Linked DNA regions of Mus musculus: region 2 is linked to region 1. Evidence: chromatin contacts called from ENCODE Hi-C or POLR2A ChIA-PET data. All regions are on one chromosome and are shown on one strand. Each heading gives the region's core, a stretch centred on a gene start or an enhancer-like site at or near the end of the contact. The rest is flanking DNA. Distances are from core to core; before and after follow the strand shown.

Region 1 (7,778 bases), core at 4,630-7,129:
CAGACCTGTCAGCATGCCCAGGAAGGAATCTTGTTTTCTCACATAACCTCTGGGCTATTGTCCTGACATATACAAGTAGCTGTTCTCTTAGACCCCTTCATGTGCAGGGTTGCTCTATGTCGTGGCCTCTCCTATAGTCTTTCCTTTTTCAGCTTGAGGACAAAACTCAATATTTTGAGCTTGCTAGGCAAGCTTTTATTTTCATTTTTATTTTGTGCATTTTATTTTGCTTGCATGTGTGTCTGTGTGAAGGTGTCAGATCTTGGAGTTACGGACAGTTGTGAGCTTCCATGTGGCTGCTGGGTCCCCCCTGGAAGTGCTCTTAACTGGTCAGGGTTCTTAACAGCTGCACCTTCTCTCCAGCCCACTAGGCAAGCTTTTTACCCACGCTAAATCCCCACTTCCTCATCTATGCTCTCTAAACAGCCAGGGCAAATATGGTGACCACCCGCTGGCACATAGGCACATTGGGGAAAGGGAAGACCCAGGAGGACCTGAAGTGGGCAGGTTACATAGAGTCCCAGAGGTCTGTGAAGGTGGAGCCTGGGAGAGGGAGGGGCCTAAATCTGAGCCTATTGGTTCTATTATAGATATTGCCCTAAGTGAGTCACAGGGCAAGGTGAGGGACGGCAGTCTGGTTGCAGAGGGTGAGCACCTGGTAGCAAATGGAACCTTTGAAGGTTGGGAAAAGAGGTTTTCTTCGTTCAGGCTGGGATGAAGCGGCGGCCCCATGAAGGTAGTGCCAGAAGGGGTGGGCTCTTTTTCAAAGAGGCATTTTGGAATATGTCCCTTCCTACAGGAACAAACAGGGAAGGGCGTCATGAAATCTGATGTTTCACTTACTGTGAGTTTAGTGAATTGCTATGGTTTATTGGGCACTTGGGCCAGCCTAAAATTGCCTTAAACAGTAGAAATAGCCCCAGGAAGCTGCTCCCAGAAAGGCTGCAGGAGGCTTTACCACTTCATCCAGTTCCGAGGCACCACCATTTCTACTAGCGCAAAATGGAAGGTTGACATCAGGCCAGACCCCTGGGTTTTGACTTTTTGTTTCAGAGACACAGAGGAGATGCAGAAAGTCCAGCTAGGTGTCCAGTCCTAGTTCATACTTCCAGACAGAAAAGCTTGTGGAAGTTAAGGTTACACAGGTCTAGCCTACACCAAAGCTAGGACTTGAATTCGGGGCCTGTGCTGGTCTGGGCCAAGCTTCCCATCCTTTCGCTCCAGTCACAGGAGCCTAAGAGTGGACAGTATCCCAGTGCTGGGGCAGGGGTAGCCTGCTCTTGGTTCTACCACTGATATTCCCCTAAGCTGATAGAGTGGCAAGGTGTCCTGGTGTCCCCTTGGTCCCTTGAGGAAGAAACAGAGCCCAGCTCCCAGATGACTGGAATGATGGCTGCTATCTCATTATTTTGGGAGCTGGCAAATTACTATTCATGACAGTAAACTTAAAAATGAAATAATAAGTCTGTCCTTATAAAAAGCAAATTGAGATGTCGGAATATTCATGAGCTGTGACTTCATGGGAAATGGCAGCCGCGGGGAGATTAACATTTGGTTAAGTCAGCAGCCAGCAGAACTTAGGGAAATGCGCCTGTCAGTCTGAGGAGATGGTGATTAATACTTCCTGTTTGCGGCCCCTTAACGGGTGCATTTTAATGTAATAATTAATTAACCTTGGGGATCACTCACATTTCACAACTCCTGATGCTGTGGCTTGGGGGTGGGAGGTTCTTTCTGCCTCATTTCTGTCCACCTTGGGCACTGGATCCTTGGGGCTGACCTCCCGGGGAGCTGAGAGGTCAAAATTGAGCCCAAATGTCACTGGGAGGCGGGGGCTTGTATGTGCAGAATGGGGTAGCATAGGGAGGATAGGGGACAGCAACACAGTCCTGTGCTAGTAAGTGCCCACGGCCTCTCCGCTAGTGCTGCAACTTGAAGGTCCCCAAACTCATGCCCACTTGGAACCCGAGAATATGGCTTTGAAGGAGGGGGTCTTTAGGTCCTTTGGTTTAAGATCTCAGATGAGCTTGTTCTAGTTTGGGTGGTGCTGATTCAATAACGGGTTTCCTTATAAGAGGAGAGAACACGCCAGGCGGTGGCGGTGCACGCCTTTAATCCCAGCACTTGGGAGGCAGAGACGGACAGATTTCTGAGTTCAAGGCCAGCCTGGTCTACAAAGTGAGCTCCAGGACAGCCAGGGCTACACAGAGAAACCCTGTCTCAAAAAACAAAAAACCAACCAACAAAACAAAACAAACAAACAAACAAAAACCAAGAAAGAAAGAGGAGAGAACACGAAGACTCAGCAGGGAATAGTCCAGCTATATGAGCCAAGGTTAAGGGTGTCCAGGGCTGAGAGAGCCGCTGGGAGGGGCCTGGGATGGCCAGTCCCAATGGGAACTTGATGCTGATCACGAATCCCCAGCACAGGTGAGAAAACATTCCTGTTGTTTCGAGCCACAGGCTCCTTTGTGGAGCTGTAGCTATCCCAGGACACTCTAACCGTGGTCAGCCATGGTGGCTGGTGTTTAGGCAGCTCAGGAAGGCCTTGGGGTGAGGGTGGGGTGGGGTGGGGGGATAGGGGCTCTTTAGAAGCTGAATCAGATGACCTGGTACTGGCTTTGTCTCCCCTCTCTCCTATTGTAAAGTGTTGGACCAGAGATACACTTCTCAAACTGGATCCCCTCAGTGCACCACAGGGGAGCATGGAAGCATGCCCTTCTATTTCCTTCACTTGTTGCCTGGAAAACACAGTTATCCTTCATGGCCCATTCCCAGCAACCTCCTCTGGTGGTGCTGCTCCTCAGTGCTCTACACATCCCATTCTGCAGGTTGCCAAGCCTTGGGGTTCCAGGTCGAACCCACACCTGCACACCTGCACACCTGCTCACCTGCTCACCTGCACACCTGCTCCTGCGTTTATGTTCACCACCTACCAGTACCATACATACTGGTATTCCTACAGACACAAACACACACCAGCATACTCCCATATAAATGCATTCATATACATCTGTACACAAACATATGTACATCCATATACATGCTTACACAGTATGCACATTCATTCCATACAACCAGCCAACTCACAAATACCTGCTCTGAGCTGACAGTGGCTTATTCGCGCCTTCTAGTGGTCTGCTCCAGGTATTGCAGTATCCCCCTTTTTTGGTAAAATTTGCAGTGTGGGGACTCTGTCCTGTTCATGACTAGCAGAAGCATTTGTATCAGAGCTGATGCCCTTTTTGCAGGGAGAGCCTTCCCACCTTGTCTACCATAGCTAATGCCAACACAACATGTACTACATTACAACATAACATGTACATGACACTACACAGGGCATGTTTCCCCAGGGTGCTTGCCAGGGCAGAGGGTAGGAGGCCATGGGAAGGAGGGCCATGTTCCTGTCAGCCACCTCCTCCTGTGAACTCTTGGTGCTGGAGTGGAACCAGTACCTGGTGTGGCAGCCATCTTGCCACAGATCTGCCAAGACTGGCTCTCTGGTTCCTAGATGGGCCCTGGACCTGTCATACTCAGACCAATTGAGATGGAGAGCTGACTGGCTCTGGGAGCATCTGACTTGTTCTGTTCTTGAAAACCATATAGATAGGAAGGTGACCCTAAGGGTGTAAGTAGTGTTACAAGCTACAGGTTGCTTGGATCTTACTTGTCAAGCTTTGTGAGGTAGGGCCTGGACTAGGGGATCCAGTGTGAAGGTAGTACTGTGTTTGCCTAGGTGGGCCCTGTGTTGAATGAACTTCCGACTTTTACCTAGTCTTCTTGGCCAGTGGAGATTCTGAGAGAGCCCCTAGGGACCACTCTGTACATTTCTTTTTTTCCTCTGGGGTGGCTAAAACTAATTTCTGTTGCTTTAATTAAGAGTCTTCGGGCTGGTGAGATGACTCAGCGGGTAAGAGCACTGACTGCTCTTCCAAAGGTCCTGAGTTCAAATCCCAGCAACCACATGGTGGCTCAAAACCATCCGTAACGAGATCTGACGCCCTCTTCTGGAGTGTCTGAAGACAGCTACAGTGTACTTACATATAATAAATAAATAAAATAAATAAATAAATAAATAAATAAATCTTTAAAAAGAAAAAAAGAGTCTTCAGAGCCTTGTCTGGCTGGCCCATCGCAGGAAAACAGGATCTGCCAGCCAAGGAACTTCACTCAACCCTCCCCGTTGCATCCCCAGCATAAACAGCAGGTACTCTACGAGCACGCGCCTTCCTATAGGCAGGCAGGGAGGGGACAGCATGTTCTCTGAAGCAGAGACTGAAACTGGACAAGGTACAGAATGGCACCAGATGGGCAGAAGCTGAGTCTCCATGCAAGCTCCTTGCCTTAGCCCAGCTGGTGAGTAGAGGGAGATGCATTCTCCCTTGAATACTGCATGAGCACCCACAGAGCTGTGCCTGCCGGGCTTCTGTAGTAAGGCTGACCTGGGAGGCTGGGCAGCCTATCCTTCCTCATAGTGCTCTGAGGGGTATCTCTGTGTTCACATAGAAGCCTGGAGGTTTTGGAGGAGAGGATCTGTTGTCTCCAGCTCCAAAGGGACCTCATACACACATTGCAAAGATCACTGTCTCCACAATTCCTTCTGCTCACTTCACTCTTGGGAATCCTGGAGAGCCAGATCAAGCATATGGAAGGGACTTGTCCCGTGTCCCTCTGGGTACTTCTTTCAGTATATCCAGTGGTAGGATGCTGAATGGGCTATGTGGAAATACTTGCAAACATTCTTATTATGCCCTAGGTGGCACCATGACAGGCTTCCAAGAGAAAGAGGACATTAGGCCTCTGAAGACTGGGGCTTAGTAGCCTAGGCTTTGGACAAAGAGCAAGGGGTTTGTTGGGGAGAGGCCTGGGGAACTTGAAGACCAGCTGGAGGGGCCTCAGACCCACTCCTCACAACCCTTATTGCTTAGTTCTGTACCATCTGCCAAGACACAGATCTGTGGCAAGAGCTCATGGATCTTGTCAAAGATGACTATGAACTTGAACTGTTCCTCCTACCTCCACACCACCATTCCTGGATCACTAATAATTATGATATTATTTATTTTTTATTTGTTTTTTTTTAGCTTAAAAAGATTTATTTTGTAAGTATTGTGCTTACATATATGTATCAACAGTGTGTCTGATCTTCAAGATAATTCTGAAGCACCATTGTGGGTTCTGAGAAACACAGGATCCTCAGCAAGAGTAGAAAGTAATCCTAACCACCGAGCCAGGGCCCCCCATCCCGTATGTGTGAGTGTGTGCGCGCATGCGTGTGTGTGTGTGTGTGTGTGTGTGTGTGTGTGTGTGTGTGTGTGTGTACGCACGCGCATTTGTATGTGTTTTATGCAGGCTTGTATTCCAGAGTGGTTCTGAACTCATTATGTAGTCAAGGATGACCTGTTTGACCTTCTGGTTCTGCCTAAACGTTCAGGATTATAAACCTGTGCCAGGCGTATGCTGCGCCGAGGAGCAAACCCAGGGCTTTGTGCATGGCATACAAGCACTTACAACTGTGACACATTTCTAGTGCCCTGACCCAGACGTATTATCTTGTGTACTTGACTCCGGAGCCCTTTTCAATTCCAACAGACCAGCAAATCAGGTAACAAGGCTGGGAGGTGCTGAAGGAATGAGGTATATGGAGAACTACAACTCCCGGTATGCATCTGACCCACCTCACACATTAATTTTTGGTAAGGGGGCCGTGAGCCTGCCTGGGAACGACAACTCCCGGCGTGCCTTGGTGCACTTTACCTATTTCCGGCGCGGTGCGGGCGGGGGGTGCGGGGGGTGGGGTGGGCAACAGCAGAATGCCTGCCAAAAAAAAACCACATTTCCCGGCATACCCACGGGCGCTCATTACGCACTTCCGGCGCGGCTGCGACCGCGCGCTCCGGGCGGCTACGGCGACACGGGCAGTGGCAGCAAGGGTACAGCTCCTGCCCCTTCAGTGACGGGCGGCGGAGCTGACAGGAGCCGGGGCGGGGCGGCGGCGGCCAGCGAAGGAGCGCACGGCGGCCCGGCCCCGCCCCTGGTCCTCCCGCCAGCCTCAGTGACCTTCACTGGTTCGGGCGGCGGGTGCAGGCCCGGGCGGCGGCGCGATGTTCGTGCAGGAGGAGAAGATCTTCGCGGGCAAGGTGCTTCGGCTGCACATCTGCGCAGCCGACGGCGCCGAGTGGCTGGAGGAGGCGACCGAGGACACATCGGTGGAGAAGCTCAAGGAGAGTTGCCTCAAACATGTAAGGCCGAGCTCCTTACGACCCAGTTCCACCTCTGCCTCCGTTCTGAAAACCAGAAACCTAGACTTATGTCCCAGACTCCGCCCCAGTCCCCAGCCTTCTGGTTGCCCCGACACTCCTATCTCTACCTAGACGCCAGATTTTCGCTTCTTCCTGGACCGGTCCCCAGTCCCTGCCGTGCAGCCCGCTGCTCCCAGCCTTCGCTCCTCCGGGCCTGGGCAGCGCCTTCCGCTCCTCCAATCACAAACCTAGTGCTCAGAGAAGAGCATCTGGCCCCCGCTGTTGAGCGAGCTTTATTTAATTTCTGCAACGTGCTAGGGAGGTGAAGGCGAGAGTGAACAGAGACTGGGAGAGGCAAAGGCAAGGGATCATGGTTTTCTAGCCTTGGGGCTTGCCTGCTGTTGGGATGAGCTTTTAGTTTCCTCCAGAAGCTGGAAGTAACTAGATCCCATTATAAGAGGACTGGCTCCTTGCCTGAGGAGCCAGCTGCTAGGAGCCCATGGCCGGGACTTGACACTTAGCAGTAGTCACTTAAAATAGTGTCACTGTGGGACAAGTTCCTTGGCTTCTACTTTCTATTGGGGCAACAGTTGATTGAGTGGGAAGGTCCAGGATGACTGTCTCCTGCCAGCAAGTGGCATTTGTTAAGTTTACTTACATTCAGTGAACGTTGTACTATAGTTAGCCTTTTAGTTTTAGTTAAGTCTTGGAATTAGTTCTTGAAGCCTTCCTGGCTCTAACTGCTCCCAGTTGAAGATGAAACAGATGTCTGTTAGACACTGGTAGCCTATGGAAGCACCATGCCAGACAAGATTAGTGCCAGATAGCTTTTTAGAGGGGACTCTTCGGAAAGTTAGGGATCTACAGCAGTAGGTTGTGTTAAAGTTCAGCATTGTGTTTCCTCTAAAGGCAGTCTTCAAGTTACTATAGCAGCTGCTTGCAAAGGGTAGTTTATCATCTGTGTGCCTTTGTGTAGTCAGTGTGTAATGTCAGGCAGGCTCCAAGAGATCTGTTTCAAGCCCCTCTTCTGCAGTGCATTAGATGTTGAGTAACCGTGGGTCTCAGTGTCTGTGGTTCACCTCAATGAGGCTCACATACAGGACAAAATGTATTTTAGACTGCCCAAGGAGTCCCCAACCTTTAAGCTTGTGTTGAGCCTGTGGATTTTCTCAATAGCAAGACCCAGAGGCTCAGCAGAAGCTTAAAGACTGGGGCCTCCTTGGGCATCTAGACTGTTCCCTAGCATCCATGCTGGCCTAGTACTATGCTGTGTCATCTCCTAGGTCAGTTCCTCGGGGGCTGAGCTTGGAGTAACTTCAAAGTCGGTGTAAGGATTGAAGGAATGAAAGGTGTCAGCCTCAAACCACATGAGCATGGGATGTCACCTTCACTGCTGTGATCTCTTGCCTAACTCACTTGTGGTGTGGATATACGTAATGAGCATGGCAGTATTCTATGAAGGGGGTAGGGAGATGATTCACAGATGCTTGCTAATACATTTTAGGGGCAGTATGGTTAGGCTTAGGCAGCAGGTTT
Region 2 (6,857 bases), core at 1,353-3,852, 220 kb before region 1:
GGCTCTTACAAATGGTTGGGAACCATAAACTCCCTGGAAAGTGTATTCTCATCTTGCCTGCTGTCTGAGCCCTGCCCCAGGACTGGCTGCATGGGCTGGGACTACAGTGGACTTGTCATCAGTGAGACATAGTTCAGCAGTAGACATAGCTCATGTAGTCCCCAGCAACCTGCAGAGTCTCCTCAACTTTCAAAGATCCCCATCCAGGTAACACCAGATCCTTGACTTTGCCACAGATAAGAATTTCAGGATGGGCCAGATGGTAGTGAAGTCAGAGTTCATTAGGAAGAAAGCAACAAAAACTTCAGCATAGTAGTTAATAGAGAGATGCTTAGGGAAAAAATAAGGCACACCCAATCCTGGGTGTTGACTTCTCAAAGGAGAGTCATATCTAAGTGGCTTTGAAATAGCCATGTATAGGATTTCAGAGGCTATCAGAGTTTTTTGCTCAACAGATATCTAAGGGACTCTCCCTTCCTCTTCCTCTTTTCCCCTTTCCAATAAGTGAGATTATAGGATGGTTCTGAAGCCATCTGGATGGAATTACAATCTGGTAAAATAAAACCTTGGGCCACAAGGAGTTTAAGGAACTACTTTTCCTGTAAATGAGTTCCTTGTGAAATTCCTAGAAACCTGCAGGTTTAGATCGAAAAGACACAAACATGGCTTGCTGCTACTTTAACATCCTTATTTTAAAATGTTGTCTCTGTGTCAGCAAATGTTAACTGCATTGGAATTCTTGACTATCAGCTAGAGACAAGCGTCAGCCAATCTCCAGACTCTCTCATATCCCCTGAAGTTTCCTTATCCATCCTGCCTCAGACTTTCTTGCCTTCTGTGTAGAGTTGGGACCTGAAGATCAAGCTCTCCCATCCCAGGCTGGCCTTGTCCAGATCCTTTCCACATACAAACTGAGGGTCAAGAAGCCAGTCCTGCTGGGCATGGTGGCACACGCCTTTAATCCCAGCACTCAGGAGGCAGAGGCAGGCGGATTTCTGAGTTCGAGGCCAGCCTGGTCTACAGAGTGAGTTCCAGGACAGCCAGGGTTACACAGAGAAACTCTGTCTCAAAATTTAAACAACGACGACGACGACGACGACAAAGAAGAAGAAGAAGAAGAAGAAGAAGAAGAAGAAGAAGAAGAAGAAGAAGAAGAAGAAGAAGAAGCCAGTCCTACTCTCATGACTGCCTCCCCCCACCCTACCCCCAGGCAGTTTCCCTACCAGTCTCTCTGGTCCCTTGTCCTGCTTATTCATCCTCTGGTGACCATTAAAAATCAAATAGCTTCTCTGTATTTGTCTCCCAACCATGTCTCCCTGTTGCAGGATATTTGATCACAATGTAAACCCCAAGACTGTGTTATTTACTGAGAATAAAACCGGTTTCTAGTTGTGGTGTGGCTCAGCCCTTAGCACACACCTTTAATCCATGAGCTTTCTGTTTATTGTAAACAGTATAGATTAGATATAGATATAGATATAGATATAGATATAGATATAGATATAGATAGGCTTTTCAAGACAGGGTTTCTCTGTATAGCCCTGGATGTCCTGGAACTCACTCTGTAGACCAGGCTGGCCTCGAACTCAGAAATCTGCCTGCCTCTGCCTCCCAAGTGGTGGGATTAAAGGTATGCGCCACCACGCCTGGTTTATTGTAAACAATATTAAATAGGTCAAGAGGAAGAACAAGAGACCAGTTGACAGGGAGTGAAGTAGGAAAAACCGTACAGTGAGAGATCAGGTAGACAAACAGGAAGTAGAAGAGATTACATATTCTCTCTAGTGTTTGGAGAAAGCAGAACATTAGCATAGGAAAGTAGACTGAGTGATTGGAGAAGCCAGACATGGTGGTGCACATGTGTAATCCCAGTCCAGGGAGGCAGGAGGACAGATTCAGGCACATAGTGAACTCCATGCCAGCCTTAGAACCCTGTCTAAAAAAGAAGAGTCAGGTCTACCTCTCCTTTCTACCATCTTAGCAGGAAGCCAGCCAACTTTACCAGGTGGTTCTACTGTATCATGTGGGTTATAAAAAGGTCAAGGGATCATCGTGGATGTTTGAAGTTGACAGGTAAAATCATAGGTTGCATGTAAAATCTAGGATTCATGCTACATAAGAAATACAGGCATATAGCAAATATTTTTTCGATCTGTTTTTGTCCTATTAAATCTGCATTTCAGACTGAAAATCTTGGCCTGGTGTTTACTCAACATTCAACATGGCACGGGCTATTTCCCCTTGCTAAATCTGGCTACTTAGGCCCAGGACTTTCACTAGGTGAAAATTGCTTGCGGGTTTTAAGATTTTTAAGAGTTTTTTTTAATTGGGATAGGGCCAATGACCAGAGGCAGGGGCGGGGCCAGGAGCACAGGGGCGGAGCAGACTTAAGGAATGAGGCGGGGCCTACATTCTGGGGCGGGAACAATGTTCGGGGGCGGAGCAAAAAAGCGAGCTGTGCGGGACCTGGAATGACCAGTGCTGGGGAGGGGGGTCAAATTACGAGGGCGGGGCGAGAACGAAGAGTAGTGCCTGGGAAGATTAGCGGATTCGGGGGCGGGGCTAGTGCCTAGGGCGGGACCGGCGCGCGCAAGCACGTGACGCCGGTTGCCAGGGTGAAAGGTCAACGCGCCGGCGGCACTCCCAACATGGCTGCCGCCCGGGCTGTGGCGCGGGATCCAGGAGCTTATGCGCGGCAGCCACCGTCTCTTCGAGCCGCGCGGCTGCCGCGGCTGCTCTTCCTGCTGGCGGTGGTGGCGGCAGTGGGGCCCCGGGAGGGCGGCGGGGCGCGGCTCTACCGCGAGGGCTCAGACGCCGTGTGGTTGCTGGACAGCGGCAGCGTGCGGTCGGCCACGGGCAACAGCTCAGCCGCGTGGCTGGTGCAGTTCCACTCGTCGTGGTGCGGCCACTGCATCGGCTACGCACCCACCTGGCGAGCGCTGGCGGCGGACGTGCGAGGTGAGGGCCCCGCGCGCCGGTGGACGTTCCTCCGACGCAACAGCTACGTGGGCGAAGCCCCACAGATGGGGCCGATGGCTTTCCTGAGGTCGCCAGCTCAGAACACCGACTTCAACATGTCCCCAACCACTTATCCTAGCCACTACCCGATCAGTTTGACTTTCCCCATACCCAGCAATTGCATTTCAGAGGCTACCCTCTCCACTCAGGAAGGTCCCCATTCCTGTCAAACCTCAGCCTCGTTTGCTAGGTAGCCGACCATATGGTGGGCATTGGGCTGAGAAACTTAGATACCCACTCTGGGGACTGCTCTGCAACAGCAGAAAGTTTACAAAGCGTCTTCTTGCTGGGCTTCTGGGTCACTAGCCATAGCTTTCAGGAAATCTTCCCATATATGTTTAGTTACTCACCTTTGTAGAACTCAGACCCCTTGGAGCAGCTCCTGTAAATGGAATTTAAGTGGCCTTCCCAGCACTGGCTTACATTTGGCTTCACTGGCTTACAACTGTTGAACTAACCTCTAATTACAGATCTCTCAGGGCAAGACAACAAATTGTTACTCTTTTTCCTGCACCTTTGGTTTTAGGTCTGATGTTGAACACTGCTGTGTTCTTCTTAAACAGATTTGCAAAGAAGCCCTTTTTCCAAGTACGCAATTGCAGATGACTATTTTAAAATGTTTACCCTCTCTTTCCTCATTGTTGGGGCACTTTGACTTATATTTTTTTATTTTTTTGAGACAGTTTCATGACGTTGTCCAGGCTGGCCTTGAATCCATTGACCTCTGCTTTGGTCCTTATGTAGAATCTAATGACATTGTTCTCTTGGGTCGTAAGTTTTCTTTTTCTTTCTTCTTAATACTTAATTTGTTTTGAATTACATGGGCGTGGGTGTGTGCAGGTGAGTGCAGTTTCCCTTGGAAGGCAGAGGTTTTGGATTCCCTGCAGCTGGAATCAGAGGTGGAGGGAGCTGGGAATGACACTCCAGACTGAAAGAGCAGTGTGTGGGGTTTTCTTTGTTTGCCTCTTTATTTATAGTTTTTCAAGCCAGGGATTCTCTGTGTAGTCTTGGCTGTCCTAGAACTCACTCTATAGACCAGGTTGGCCTTGAACTCAGAAAGATCCGCTTGCTTCTGCCTTCTGAGGGCTGGTATTAAAGGCGAGCACCCACAACACCCTGATGCAGTCTGTGCTTTTAAACTTTGAGCCATCTCAGTTTCCTTAAGTCCTTGACAAGCACTAGCCAAAAGTGAGACAAGACAGTGAAAAGACAGTTTATACACTGGTTTTTTGTGGGGGTTTTATTTTTATTTTTTGCCACTCAATAGAGGAGAGGATTTTCCATTTCTTAATGCTTGTTGGTGGACCTGCAGGTGACCCTGGCAAGACTTGTTGGCAGCTTTTTTGCTTATATCAGTTCTGGCTTTCAATCTGGTAGCTAACTTGTACAAGCCACATCACGTGTTATAAGCTGGCTCTTCTATTAACCAAACCAACAGAGAGTGCTGCAGTTGTCCCCGGAATTTGAAAGGAAGAACAGTTCCAAAAGTGCCACAGTAAAAATGCACAGCTAATGCTGTGGTTGGCTTAGTGAACTGCAGTTGTCTTTAAAGAGTGACTGGTGCCTAGAAGATGGGGCAAGGTGTGGTGAAAGTGAAAGCTGACTGGCAGGGGCAGGTGAGGGCCTGAAGAGGGGTGCAGGATGTTGAGGGCAGAACTGCCTGAGTCAGGATGTCAGAGGCTCCTGAAGCAAGTCACCTGAGGACTTGGTAGGTGCTAACCCTAGTGTTATCAGTCCCAGCCTAGGCTGCTGGGTGGATCCTAACTTCTGGAGGTGTCTGGTCACCTGTTGTAAGGGATCCTGCCTAACTGCAGGATCCCTTACAACACCTACAGAAGTGATGACATCCCATGTGATGCCTGTCATGTTGGACAGCTTCCCCAGGAAGCTTCTGACTCTCACTCCAGTCCTCCTGTGACAGTGACCTCAGTACCTTCCGTGCCTTGCCTTGTAGACTTGTGTGTAGAATATGGGAAGCACTAGACCTTCTGCCTGGCCTCCACTTGGCTATGCTTCCTGCTGGCTTCCTGCCTGGGTGATCTAACAGGACAGAGGGTGCTTAGGGGTAATCAGTCACCTGTGAGTTGGACATGCAGGCCTTGTATTGGGTCCTCCCCAGTAGTTTCTTCCTGCCTCCATGAAATAGCACCTAGTGGCTTCTCCTAGTCCCGACCCTAGTCTCTGGTTGGACTGGCTGTGTTGCCATGGTTGACAATTAGCTAGAAGGTACTTTATGCTTGTCTTCCTGCTCCTCAATCTTTTCTAATTGAATGAGCAGCTGGAAAAGGTCGTGGGGGTTGGGGTGGGGGTGGGGGTCCCCAGCTTGTGTCTGGAGGGAGGGCGTCCTCAATCTTGTGTCTTAGGTTGAGGACACCTGCCACTTCCTCAAAAACGTATGGTGAAGTTTTTTTCTCTTCTCTGACTTTGCGGGGAAATAGCGGTTTTCCTTATGACAGATAGGCTAACAAAAGATCTACTGTTCAGTGGATCCAAAGGCCATTCTCATATTTATGTGGCTCTGGCTTGGGCCTTTCTTATCTTAAGTATTTCCCAGAACAAACCCTGCTCTGTTGAAATCTGTTATCTCAAACTGTCATGTTTAGCACAATCTGAGTTGGCAGTTGACACCTGCACTTATTCTCCTGGGCACTGAAGGATTTCTGTAGAGACCTAGGAGAACAGGAGTGTGCCCTGAAGCCTGTGCCCCTAAGCTCTTGGTGACCTCGGGGCTCTTTCTCTCCCCTTCAGTCCTCCGTGGAGAGAGAACACATCTGTGGTTGCCCCTAAAGTTGTTGGTGAAGGACTTGAAAGGAGACCTGGCAGGTACTCACCACAGCATCTAGAATGTGTCCAGAGCTGTCTGGCAAGGAGGTGTTTAGTCTCTGATATTGCAAATAATGGTACCAGGTGACAGACAGGCCACGTGATTCCAGAGCCCCTTTGGCTCACTTCCTGTGTCCCTCTAGAGGACATTGCGAATTGAGAGTAGGAGATGTTGGACAGGTGGCTAGGCACAGAGTGTGTTATCCACAGGCAGAAACACAGGTGAGTGCTCTGTCACTGCTGCCAGCGGTAGTGAGGCCTTCATGCCTCCCCTCTGTTCCTCCTTCCCATGGCGCCCGGTGCCTTCTGCTTGCACAGGCTATTGAAGATGGCTGCTTAGTATTTGCAGAGTGCTCATTATCCATGAGAACAGGCAGAGGGACACTGGGGACAGCAGTTGCTGAGGAGTATGGTAGAGTCCAGAGTCCTGGAAACTACAGATGGCAGAACCAAAGTAACTCTTTTTTTTTTTTTTAAGATTTATTTATTTATTATTATATGTAAGTACACCGTAGCTGTCTTCAGATGCACCAGAAGAGGGCGTCAGACCTCATCACGGGTGGTTGTGAGCCACCATGTGGTTGCTGGGAATTGAACTCAGGACCTTCGGGAAGAGCAGTCAGTGCTCTTACCCGCTGAGCCACCTCTCCAGCCCCCCAAAGTAACTCTTAACACAAGGGTATAAAAAGTAAGGACTGCTTAGAGAACCGTGGGGTCGCTGGTTCCCATAGCCAGGGCAGTGGAAGAGAGTAGTGTCTCCTCCGGTCAGCTCAGGGGCTCTGCAGGCCACTGCAGGATGGGTGCTTACCCTTCAGGAGCCTTTGCACATTTCAGCAAGGAGAGGGAGAAAGGATTTGCCGTGTAGCCCAGTCTTGTCTTCAAAGCTGGAATCCTTTTGCGTTTGCTTTTTGATGTTGGGGTTACAGGTGTGCACTGCCTCACCCAACTGTATAGATAGATTTAGGCCAAAGTTTGCCTAAAGCCAGAATGAGGAAGGATCCGTACCAGGAGGCTTT

The links. Hi-C counts contacts between places; a loop is a spot of excess contacts on that map. ChIA-PET counts read pairs that join two places held with the same protein, here RNA polymerase II (POLR2A).
Region 2: a map of gastrocnemius shows a loop between it and region 1 (2.9-fold over the local background). The contact joins the promoter of Qsox2 here to the promoter of Ubac1 in region 1. A Hi-C loop is called at or near these places in 1 of 37 maps with a recorded cell type or tissue (gastrocnemius). POLR2A ChIA-PET finds 5 or more read pairs at or near these places in 1 of 5 experiments (embryonic stem cell).

Annotation. Positions count from the first base shown.
Region 1 is chr2:26,019,861-26,027,638 of GRCm38, reverse strand. Ubac1 (ubiquitin associated domain containing 1) reads left to right here and starts at 5,879. Exons shown (of 10, transcript NM_133835.2): 1 at 5,879-6,242. The coding sequence starts at 6,105.
Region 2 is chr2:26,233,144-26,240,000 of GRCm38, reverse strand. Qsox2 (quiescin Q6 sulfhydryl oxidase 2) reads left to right here and starts at 2,602. Exons shown (of 12, transcript NM_001302956.1): 1 at 2,602-2,958. The coding sequence starts at 2,649.